Regions from separate parts of the Homo sapiens genome. Here region 2 is linked to region 1. Evidence: read pairs that join two places in POLR2A ChIA-PET (ENCODE). Cell type or tissue: PC-3. All regions are shown on one strand. Each heading gives the region's core, and the rest is flanking DNA. Links, peaks and the distances in the headings are about the cores only. Region 1 overlaps FBN1 (fibrillin 1). Region 2 overlaps FBN1 (fibrillin 1).

Evidence for each region. Peaks named below come from ENCODE experiments on the same cell type or tissue, not always from the same donor. Only the 100,000 strongest peaks of a DNase experiment are listed, where the experiment ranks them.
Region 2: POLR2A ChIA-PET joins it to region 1 with 6 read pairs; 5 of 35 experiments call an interaction of 5 or more read pairs at or near these places.

The regions. Positions count from the first base shown.
Region 1 is chr15:48,476,119-48,483,723 of GRCh38, forward strand. It overlaps FBN1 (fibrillin 1), which reads right to left. Exons shown (of 66, transcript NM_000138.5): 32 at 5,537-5,662. Among named protein-coding and RNA genes, the nearest start is that of DUT-AS1, 150 kb to the left of the region's middle. In PC-3, for the core only: no CTCF peak of the experiment used is centred there; no DNase peak of the experiment used is centred there.
Region 2 is chr15:48,422,068-48,427,284 of GRCh38, forward strand. FBN1 (fibrillin 1) reads right to left here. Exons shown (of 66, transcript NM_000138.5): 59 at 3,672-3,797; 60 at 3,302-3,424; 61 at 1. Among named protein-coding and RNA genes, the nearest start is that of DUT-AS1, 93 kb to the left of the region's middle. In PC-3, for the core only: no CTCF peak of the experiment used is centred there; a DNase peak (open chromatin) is centred at 2,204; H3K27ac peaks cover 1,212 bases.

The DNA.
Region 1 (7,605 bases), core at 2,606-7,605:
TCAGGGATAACAGTGCTAAGTAGGCACAGGAATTCAAGAATGTATGTCTTTCCATACCTGACCTAACAGATCCCGCAGAACTAGCACAAATACTCCCAAGCAGGGCTGTCGAAACTTCTTTCTGCCTCAGGTAATTGCTCCCCTCAGAGGTAATGCAACAAATCACCATTTTTGTGGAGTTTTGCCTAAATTTCTCTCCTATATTTGTCATGATCTCTGACAAATAATCTTATGTGGACACAAAAAGCTTCAATTGCATAAGTATCAAAGCCTCCAGATGTTATAGAATCAAGGAATTTTCTAAGTGGAAAGAACTCGTAATTCCATTCTCCCAATCTCAGTTTCTCAGAAGAAGACAAAGAAGTTGGGCCCTACAAGTCAGTGAGGGGCAGAGCCAGGACCTCCTGAAACTCAGTTTCCCCATCTGGTGATTGGCACTCCTTCCCTTGGGCCACAGCTGCCTAGCTGAGCTTCTTTCTTTCTTTTCTTTTCTTTTTTTTTTTTTTTTTTTGATGGAGTTTTGCTCTTGTCGCCCAGGCTGGAGTGCAATGGTGCGATCTCGGTTCACAGCAACCTCCGCCACCTGGGTTCAAGCAATTCTCCTGCCTCAGCCTCCCTAGTAGCTGGGATTACAGGTGCCTGCCACCACGCCTGGCTTTTTTTTTTTTTTTTTTTTTTTTTTGTATTTTTAGTAGGGATGGGGTATCACCATGTTGGTGAGGCTGGTCCTGAACTCCTAACCTCAGGTGATCCACCCGCCTTGGCCTCCCAAAGTGTTGGGATTAAGGCGTGAACCACTGCGCCCAGCTGAGCGCATTTCTTTAGTCATATCAGGATTTTATTCTAAGCCTTGCTTTATGGAGTTACCAAAATATTGGTGAATATTAACTGACTTATAGAAATACTCACTAATATCTTCTACTAAGCATAATTTTCAGAGATGACCACAACCTATTAATCTAGTAATTCTGTAATCTTTTTCTTTCCAGTTTTCTAATGACCAGAGGTACTCTTATTTTATGAGTATTATCATTTTCATATGGCTTTTACCTTCCATGTTTAATCTTGCAATTAAGAAAATTATCATTTCTTTTTAATGGAAAGTCTCCTTTAAAAATCATCAGTAATATGCTAATAGAAATTTACAACTTTAGAAAGTGTTTTCAGTTTTATGGCAATGTTTTCAAGGTGAAAAGAAACTATATTTACAACAGGCTGTGTATCATGGGCTTTTGGGTAATAGGAGAGAGTAACTCAGGAGCCAATATTCAATTCTCCATTTTGTGACTATTTGTATAAGTTATTATCTCAATGTTTTACACTCTCAGTATGTAACAATTGGAGAGACTTCAAGTGGTCATAAAGTATAAAAGCATCTCCAAATAAAAGGTTTTTGCATGTGGGTGTGTGTGCATGCATGCACCAACTATCATTCATTAATTGTTTCTGTGGCAGACTTGGACTGTAATTCATCATAAAAGCAAACAGAAGGGGAAAGTGAGCCATAAGGAAAACAAGCAAACAAAAATGCTGTATTGAAACACTCTTCAATAACATGAAGGAAACATAGTACATGTTTGCCAAGAATATCTCTTTCTGTAAAAATGTTCTCTTTCCTGCACAAGTTCGCTGCAAACAGAAAATTCCTGTTTAAGATTAAGAATAGCATAAGCCAAGAAAAGCAAAGAAATTCAAACTTAAAGTGACACCGCAACCTTCTTAACCCCACCAAACCTTTGTCACAAAGACTCAAAGGTCCTCTTGCATGGCTCTCTTGAAGGGCAAGGGTGTGGTGTGAGCAGACCCTGCTCACAGGCTCTGGGTATGTCCCATGCAAGTATGTCATCCAAGTATGGGCTTGTGCCCGGGGCTGCTGTGGCCTCCTCTTACAGTCACGCAGGGAGAGGCTGTATCACCCACACAAACACCTGCCTTCTCTGCCATCTGGGCATCTGTCTCCTGGATCCTAACCTGGCAGAGCTGTGCACTGCAGAAACTCCTTGATTAGGCATTGAGGAAGAGGGCGTTACCATGAATGGAGAGGCCAAACGTGAAGGCTACTTGGATTTCTTAATTTGGATCCAAATTTGAGCCAACACTATTAACTGAACACCCATGGAGTTTTCACAGGCCGACAGCCAGTGAAGGAAAATTAGCAGTGATAAGAAACTGGAAGGAAATGAACACAAATTCTCACTGACTGTTGGTGGTTGAAATATATGATTCTCTCCTATGAACCAAGATCCACCAGAGACATTTCTCTTATGAAAGAAACCAGCTAGTTTCCAATATGGAATTACCCAGAAATCCCGCTATTTTAACTGAAAACAAGTCTGATTTAATTCCACTTAATGGTATGCTTGCTTTATTCATTAACTAAGTAAGCACATGATGGGAGGTAGGGTCTTAAAATTAGCTTGTGAAAGCCAGGACCACCCATCAAAGATGACACCTAGCAGGGCCTTAATTATGTAGAACAAGCAGCAGAAGCCTTACATTGGGTCATAGAAAAATTGTAATCCAGCCCACTTAAGCCAAGGATAGAAGAGCTGTGTTCTGCGTTTCAAGCAAATGTGTTCTCTCTCCATTAAATGGAACATTCCCCCTTGGCAATACCCAGGGTCTGAACAAAGCTTACGGAGTAAAAAGAAACCCTTAGCATCTGTGTGGGCTGGGAATGTAAGTCAGTGGGTGGATTCTGAACATTGCTAAAGTGATTGGGGGAAAAAACATGTTTATTTGTTAAAATGGAAATACTCAGTAATGACAGGGAGCTGAAATATTTAGACAAAACTGTAATGGAGCCCAGAGGTCTTTTTCTTAGTTCTCATGAAGCAAAATTTCTCCTTATAAAATAGCATACATATTTTCATAATTCTTTTCATTAAACAATAATCTATCTAAATAAATAAATAGATAAATAAGTAGACATATTCCTTTTGTCTGCTTGCTTATCCAATTAGGCAAGATACCTATCTCTACTTACATTAGTTGCCTGGAACATTATTAGCAAAGCCATCACCAAGGTAACCTGACGGTGTTCTAAGTTGTGAATGACACGAATTTTAAACTAAAAGCAGCTAAAAGAGCCTTAGTGACATGGCATTCAAAAAACATTTTGCCCCAGATTTTTAAAAACACGTTTTCAAGTATACCAAACTTACTGTTTGGTTAAGCCATTTCCAATCAAATGTGATGCCCTTCCACAGGTCAGGGCTGTTACTTACCCAAGGAGAACATTTGAGTAACTGCAGAGCACCCTGGTGATTTGTTCAAGATCATGAATGAGTGGATTTACTAAGAACACAATTCAGGGTACTACTCCTTCAGATGAGAATATCACATGCCATGTTACTCTGGTATCAAAGGGGCATAAAACTCAAGTCTTCCTACAGTGCTAGCTGGATTTTAGCAAATTGGAAAATCATTTTAGGCTGTAATTTTCAAAACTGGAGGAAGAGCTCAAGTGTTTCTTTGACTTCAAATCTATGAAAAAGATTTGAAGAGGATCAAATGTTTCTTTGACTTCAAATCTATGTTCATGTGATTGACTCAAAGGCTGCTGTTCTTAACGTAAAGCTGGTGTCACTTCATGCAACTGTAGTGCACAGCTCTGTTACCATGGTCTTAGTATCTGTGCAAATTCAACTACGAAAAACAAGCCTTTCAATATAAAGAGTAAGATTTTCCTTCTTTAAACTGAGTTCAAGCATGAATCAGTAAACAGTAGCATAAAATTTTTGCTAGACTGTTAAATTCTCAAATGAAACAACAAAACAATGGACAATAGATATAGACTAGAAGCAATGGCTTTCACTAAAATGGCCTCTAGACACTGTGTCTATGTTTCATTTGACAATAGCTTTTATTTATTGACCAGCACTGCGCCAACAGCATTGTATACATTATATGTCATTTACCTAAAACTACATTAAATAACATGAAAATTTAAGCTTTCTTCAGGGTAAGGCCTAAAATAATCAGCCACTGCACATGACCCAGTTAGCTAGAATTTGGAGCATTGAATTCTAGAGACCTCTTTCTTATGGGGAATGAAGGTTGTTCCATGAGATTAACTTCTTTCATAAGCATCACTGCCTCTGGGTTGAATTTCAATGTGCTCAGCTTAACAAAACAGTAGTATTATCCTCTATTAGTTAAAACATAATACAGAACTATCTTACCTTTCTTTTCACTACTGCCAGACCATCATCCCTTACCAAGTCCTATATTTATACTGGAAGCTAAAAATAAAGCTTGAACCATAGACATACAAAGCTAGGCACCATTTGTACCGAGAGGCCGTATAGGAGTTGAGAGTTTAAACACTGTGCCATTTATCAGAATGGACCCCTAGACAGGCTTCATGTAAGGAGTAGCATAGTGAAAATGAAAACATTCCAGCTTCATGCTTCTTCTCATAATTTGGCTAGCATCTGTTATTTTTGAACCAACAATAATATTATTGCCCTTATCCTACATATCAATAAATTTGAAATAGCATTATTGGCCAGTTTGAAACAATAATAAATATATTTTGGTGTTTTCTTGAAATATGTTGATATAATTAAGAGGAGGATCTGCACATTTGCCCCACTGCCAATCTGCAAATATTTTAATATTTGTTTTAAGTCATAAGAGCTTGCCAAACTGGTTTTTGGAATTAAAGACTGTTATTTATTAAGAAATTATTCAGTTACCTAATTCAAGCTCACCATGGTTTCCATTATGTTTTAAATTATGTTATATGCCATAATCTGTCAAATTAATATAAGTAACTAGAGTAAAACTTTATTATATCATTCCATGGACTTAATGTCATTGCCTCATATTTGAAAATACCAACTAAACACTTATAAACTAAACACAATGTCATTAGCACAGAGTAACTTCTTCCATTTGGCATTTAATAGGATAGTCTCCTACAAATATTGTGAAAACATTTTCTCATGTGCTATTGGTAACAGACAACATTGCAAATGGTTTCATTATCACTTCATAAGATTTGCTAAGTCCCATGAATAAAGACTTCCTTGGACTAATATGACTTAATACATCAAAAGTACTCCTATTTAAGGCACTGGAAGACTAGTGAGAATTGATGAAATATATGAATTGTAGGATGTTTTCCTTTAAAGAGCAATTCCAGTTATAAACCTTAAATGAAGTGTTGGCAAAGGAGGTTATTGGAAAAGGCTTGCTTCGGTGAAGGGCCATGAATATTTGGTAATTAGCATGTTCACTAATTTGATATGAAAATGTGATTTTTAACCTCATAAAAATGTGCTATTTACAGTGTTAATTTATTCAATACACCTTTTTCCCCCCACAGGTCAAGAAAAAAACCTGCAACTTGGATCCAATATAAACGATGACAAATTTCAAAGAAGTGGAAGCTAAATTAATGAAAAATGTTATGCAAAATGTTTTATAATATAGTTAAAATGTATGAGTTTTAAAACATGTATCAATCTATAATTATGATACCAATCTCTTAACTACTTAATATTTTATTGTTCTACTTGAACAAACACACCTGTACAGCCAGTTTTTCCTTTTTTGCCGGAGTAGCCCATATCACAGTGGCAGATAAATGAGCCTTTCGTGTTTTCACAGGTCCCACTTAGGCAGATATTTGGATTCAGGTCACACTCATTGACATCTGTAAAACATATATACTATTAATATATGTAGCTATTTGATATCATTGAGTACTTTCCCCTCGAGACATAATAACTATGACAAATACATTAGAAAAGGTAAAATGCTTTCCCTCAGAAAAACAATGTTAAATTTTAGAGGCCAATTTACATTTGCTCTTCATTCTTTACATTGCAAGCTCATTATTCAGACTGGCTTTCATCTGGCCCATAAGCAGCAGGCCAGTTAATCAAATAAACAGATGGGCTCCATGCTGAGTTTAGAGCTCGTTTATGTGACAGTCTAGAAAACTTTTTAGAACAGCATACTCTATTGCAGGATGAAAAGTTTAATTCAGTCTGCATGATGATAACAATTTAGTTTTCATATTTTGAAAGAAAGGATAGATGAACTGGTTGTCTTAGTGTAAGTAGTTTAAGACTTCACTTCTTTTCCAAATTAAAAATTATTCATTTTTTATGACATTCATTTTAATTCTAGGACTTCAAACATTTTCAGTAAAGGCTTTCAGAAGATAAATGTGATAAAAATGTAAATATAATCAATACCAGACTCTTGCTTCTGGCCAAGATAGAATAACAGGAATTAAAATTATATTCTCAGATGAAACAACCAAAAAAAATAGACAATAGATACCTTAAAAAGTGGTTTTCTAGACATTGGACATTAGGCAACAAAAGACAGTGATCCCTGAGAGAAAGAAAAACTAGGTGAATCCTACAATTGCCCGAGATTACTGAATAGGAGAGTTTTAACTTCATGGCATAAGGAGGAGGTACCAGATGGAGCCAGGCACTGTCCTTGAGTTGAGGAGATGAATCTGGGCATCCTGGAAGGCTGAGGTAGTTAGGGTTCATAGGGCAGAGTAAAGGACAGGAGAGAGCTACACAGAAGAAAGCAATGCCAGAGATTTGCTAAGAGTCTTCTGCAAGTATTCAGATGAGTAGTGACCAGCACATTCATATAAGGAAACAAACTACTCAAGGCTGGGGAAAGCACTACCCAAGAAAATGAGAGGGAACAATCCTCAAAGTTCACAGGGGGTCTGGGATTGTGCCTGTTCCCACCAGCCTGACTGGAAAGCCTCATAATTCACAGGGAATTGGGTAGAATATCCAGAAGGGTCTTACCTCACTAACAGAGCAAAATTACCCCTAGACTAAGTGTAGCTTAAAAGCTTAAAAGCAAGACTTTGAAAGGGATCCATGTGTTTCCAAGTAATTTACACTTCAGAACAAAGTTCAAAAATATTTCTAGGAATACAAAAATATCTAGCACTCAGTAAGGCACAATTTACACTATCTGGTATCCAATCAAAAATTACCAGTCACTCAATGAAGCAGGAAAATATGACCTAAAATAAGGAAGAAAGTCAATTTATTCAAATGACCTAGAACCAATGCAGATGACAGAATTAGGAGACAAAGACACTAAAAGTTGTTATAACTGTATTCCATGTGTTCAAACAGCTAGAGGAATGATTGAACTTATGCAGAGACACAGAATATATGAAAAAATACCCAAGTCGAACTTTTAGAGGTGAAAACTACAACATCTGAGATGAAAAATACACTGTATGTGAGGAAAGGCAGATTAGAGATCGTAGAAGAAAAGTTTATCAAATTTGAAGGCATAACAATAGAAACTATACAAAACAAATAGATCAGTTCTAAAGTTTACTGCATTCTTGTCAGAAGTAAATTTTGTTTGCCTTTAGTCAAGGATTTAAAAAGCCTACATGATAGTCAAAGCAGAAGGAGGGTTAAGTGGACAAAAGTAATGGATAGGCATAAAAGAAATGTCCATCTGGAGCTGACGAATGGCCAGTCAGTCCTCATAACATATCTGACAAGAGTACCATTTAATAGCCACAAGAAAGCTCTCTTTGGAATGCTGGTTAAAATATGAGTATTGTGCCTCTAAATATCCTTACTTTTCCTATGG
Region 2 (5,217 bases), core at 1-5,000, 57 kb before region 1:
TCTACAAGAAAATGCAAGAGAGGCATTTGAGTCAAGCCAACAAAACAGGATCAGGGAAGCTGACCCTATGAAGCAGCTCCACGTTTGATTTGGAGGTCTCAAATGACCCTGACTAGAAAGAAGCCACAGCAAAAGGCAAGGAGAGACACAGGGGGTAAAGATCTGAAAGATAAAACAAGGTGTCAATTTAGACCCTCCTCCCCTCAAAAAAATATAAAGAGATCTTTAGGGGATCCAAGAAAACACAATTCTAATTGGAGAAATGCAGGAATTCCTCAACAAAGGAATTTCAAATAAATCATGACATTTTAAACAAATTTTTAAATGAAGCGAAAGATGAATGATTCTGCAAATTTTCCAGAGCTTTGAAAAGATCTATTTAAGTTAAAACATAAAGAGAAATGTTGAAGCTGGAAATGAATTTGCTGGCTTAGTTCTCTTCTGTTTGCTGTTTTTAATCTACTCAAATGAAGTCATCAAAAACAAAATCTGATTTCTTTAGTCGTGATTCTTCTTAGGATAAACCAAAATTGAGCAATCAGGAAGGAAACAAAGCAAAGGAAAAATTCATTTTAATAGCTAAAGGCACTTTTAATAAAACTGCCTCCAGGCCAAGCGTGGTGGCTCATGCCTGTATTCCCAGCACTTTGGGAGGCCAAGGCAGGCTGATCACTTTGAGCTCACGAGTTTGAGACCAGCCTGGGCAACATGGCAAAACCTGTCTCTAGTGAATATACAAAAATTAGCTGGGTGTGGTGGTGTGTGCATGTAATCCCAGCTACCTGGGAGGCAGAGGTTGCAGTGAGCTGAGATCGCACCACTGCACTCCAGCCTGGGCAACAGAGTGAAACTTCGTCTCAAAACAAAAACAAAAACAAAAACAAAAAACAAAAAACAAAAAAAACAAAAATCCAAAACTGACAACTGCCTGCAGTGTTTATCCAACATTGTTTCCCACATCTCAATAAAACCCTCTGCTTTGACCAGGCCTCTTTTCTCAACGCCTCAACTTCTAAGTTGCATTCTCAACTCCAATGTTATTTCAAAATACCAAGAGATGAAATGTTGTGTTCTAGCTTCTAGCTAAACTTTAATGATAATTTTAAAATTGTCGCATATTCAGGAAAAAACATTAGTGACTTTATTTTATCACAAATTCAACCACTATGCCCTCACCATCTGCACAACTGCTTTGGAGCTGCAGATCAGTGCCAGCTTTGCCAGTGACTGCTTCCACTCCACAGGGCCAGTTCCTGGCTAGAGTAACATCTGGAGTGGACCTACACTGAGAGACCCTCCCGAGACCTGTCCTAGTTCCGGCTTCTCTTATAATGCTGCCTGTCCTGTGCTCTTTCCACTGCTGAGATCTTGACTGATATGCACTCTCTGTTCAGCTTTCTCAGAGTCTGTGGACTGGTTTCCCCTGTCTATGGCCCAAGGAGCTTGGCTGGAGCATCATGACACATTTGCTGAAGCTCACCTGCAACAGGTGAGGAAGATGACTCAGTGATTTCTCCTAACACCATTTCATGAGTACAACACATGAAGAACAGCAGCACTTGCTGCTCTTGCCTCCAAGATGCCCTTCCTCCTCTTCTCCCCTCTAATCTGCATTCTACCCATCTCTCACTGGGGATGTGCTGCTCCCACGGCCACCCTTCTGGCTTCCTCCTTCTCAGTGACTGTGGTGCAACTATCTGCACTATTCATTTGATATTTAGTTATATATACCAAGTAAGTGGAAGAATTTGAACCTTATGGGAAAAAACAGGAAAAGGGACAAGTTGTGAGTGGACATGTAAAAATTACAGTTGCTCTTTGCACTCCTAAAGCCATAAAGAGAACTTTATTGATGCATTTTCATTTTTCATCTTTTAATTGCTGGAAACTTTTGAGAATTTTCTGCCCCCAGAGGTTAGAAAAAATGCTATAAATTTGTTTTGCTTGTTACAGATAATATATACAATGAGAGATATTTTCCCCTTGAATTTGGTTCTTCATTTATATGAATAAATTTATGGCTCTGAGTTATAGCTTCACATTGCCTAGAACTCACAGTGACCCCAGATGTAAAATAAGTTCCACATTTGAGAAGAACAAAGCTATGAGCGACTTCATTTAAGATGTTTAGAATGTGTAAGTAGGTCTCTCAACTTCCTCTCCCCAAACTACAGGATTATACAGGCTTTGTGCTGCACAGGAAGGCCTCAGGCACTTGCCCATGATGTCATCCACTATTACATGTCTCTTAACTCTCCCTTTCAGCAGACACAGGAAAGAGGTCAAGAGCCCAACTTCTCTCTGCTCTCCACTTCTCTCCTCTCCTCTCCTCCAATCTGGATCCTCCGTGGGGATGTGCTGGTCCCACCCTCCACCCTTCTAGCCTCTTCTCAGTTCAGTGGTACACACAGCTGCATCATTCATTTGATATTTAGTTATATATACCAAGTAAGTGGAAGAACTTAAGCTTTATGAGAAAAAATAGGAAAAAGACTCCACTCTATCCTTTACCTTCCTTACTTCTGTATGTTTCTATAAATTTCCTTCAAAGTTTCATGGCATGACATGATATCTCTTGCTCTACCACTTGGTCTATCTTTTCTTCTCCAAATCTCTGATTTCCCAAATTATTGTTAAGTATGACTCACTAGTGCTATTCACTAAATATAATGTTCTTATTGTGGAGGAAGATGTTTACAGGAGTAAAATTAAACCAAAAAAATTTTGCAAAGGATAACTTCTGGTTGAGAAGGGATTTCTGCCCAGAGCTTTTCTGGTTCTTAATTCTGTGTGATATTTATGTCTCAGGGAAGCTCCTACAGGGCAGAAATAGACTTTTTCTGCAGAACAAAAATCTGGACACAGCATCTAATTCATTAGGCACAATGTCCTCTACGATCATGGCACTGATTATTCCGAGGCAGGACCTTCCTGGAAACCTGAACTATATAGCTATAAAGAATAAATACAAAAAACAGAAAGCAGAGAGGAGGTCACCAATTAAGAATCTGCCCCACCAGAGCCATTGAAGCTGGCCCTGCTATCTCTGAGACAGTCATGGATGGCCACCATGGATGCCCAGGGGGCATGCAGCAAGGACAGCTGCTTCCTCCACAATCTCCCTGGCTTTAGCCTCCTTCCCTCCAGCACAGGAGGTAGGTCCCATGGAGGCATTAACCCCAGGGAAGCACCTCCTGCCTGTAGAGCAGGTCTTTCGGCTTGCCTGTGGAGTTCTTACAGGCAAAGGAATGCAGCCATGTGTCAGGAGCTAGGTGAGGGGCAATGGTCAATTCTACTTTACCTTTGCAGCTCCTTCCATCCTCTTGCAGAATGTAGCCTTTCGGGCATGAACACTGGTAACTCCCTTCTGTGTTTTTGCAGATAAAATTGCAGGGTTTGGGAGCCTGGTTGCACTCGTTCAGATCTATGATCAAAGAAATACAGCGTGACTGTGCATCTAAAAATGATGTGTACACGCTCAATTTCCACAGGGTCTAACGAAGAATTTTAGTTTCGGGGAAAGAAAAAGGAAACTCTGTGTAGACTTTGATGATTGTCCTGTGCTTTCCTATGAAACTGCACAGACTTTTTAGATTTTTAGCTTTGGGTTTTTTTTTTTCCATAATCTAAAATTTCCACTTGAGGATAAGCCATCAGAAATAGACACTTACCTACACAGGAAGTCCCAGTTATATCTGGAGTGTACCCAGTTTTACAAATGCAATGATATGATCCTCTGTCATTGACACATTCCCCATTTCGGCAAACATCGTGAATAACCTTGCATTCATCGATATCTGTAATTTAACAAATATAAATTAAGAAATATATCATAAAATTGACAACATTAATATGTAGGGGGTCACTTCAGTGTAAATACTAATAAATTGTGTTACTATATTTTGGGCCTAAGAAATTAAACCAGTAAGATGACAGCATAAATTTAATATGTAACAGTAGCTATATCAAAAGGTAAACAAATAACTTCATTAGACTACAATTGATAAAATAATTCAGCCACAGAAAAACTTTAAAAACAACTGGTCTTCTAAATGTATATTTTTCTCTTCTGGATCCATAGAACAGCCACCCCATCTAGACATATTTGGCTTTTTGTGTCATCTCATGCCATTAAGCTTGCCTCCTGCTGACATCTAATAAATGAATCACAGAAGCAGATCCTTTTGATGAGGAAACCCCATTTCCACCCCCTAGTATTGCATGCTCAAAATAAGTAAGGTTTTTTGTTTTTTGTTTTTACATTATTTTTGTTGTCTTTGTGGTTAATCCTGAAAAAGTTCAAATTACATAATATTGGGGAAATGAGATGAACTTCTGTCCTCTGGTGAGGGGGGAAACTAACCAGGGCTCTGAGGTGGATGACAGTGCTGGGTTTTTGCAGCCTGCTAAGGAAGGGAGACCCTCACTCATGGCTGTACCACAGAGAGAAAGACTGGGTCAATATGCACTGTTGAGCATTAAAACCACTGTCTTCCACATCTTGACCCATTTTACCTCCTTACTGCTTGGCGAAGTGCCGATACAAGCACTTTCTACATGGGTTCTCAGCCCTTGACTGCCAAATAACCATTTTATACCAACAGCTGGGTGTATCTGACCTTTACAAGTCTACTCTGAAGTGCAATTTAGCACACTCTTATTGGTCTCCAGAAGTGAGTTTTTTCGGCTATCTTATTGCTACATCCTCCAAAGAATCATAAATTGCTTTTGGTCACTCCATCTTACCTTTCTAGGTCTGTTTTTTCTTTTTTTTTAAATCACATCCAGTTCCATTATTCTGCCTTCAGCCACATCTTTCCAATACAAACACAAATCCTTCTTAACCTCCTTCTTCCCCTTTCACTTCTAATTCCCTCCCAAGAAGCTCAAAAAAGCTCTCACCTTTTCTCAGTCCTTTTATGAACTAAAAACCAATTGTAGTTACAGTTGATAAACACAGGAATCATATTGGTGACAGGCCTAGATATCTCTAGAGTTGCCTTAGACAGTCTGACACTTCCTCATCCTGCTCTAGTTAAGGAGCTTGTGCTTTTCCAGATGCAATTGTGTCTAATTGCCAGGATATCAGCATGATTTATACTTCTTTTATGCAATACAGTTTGGCCAGTTTTAGGAGTTCCACATCTTGGTGGACTGGTTTGCACATTTAATAATCATTTATTTCAAAGTTTATCTAAAAAATTTAAAAATTATATT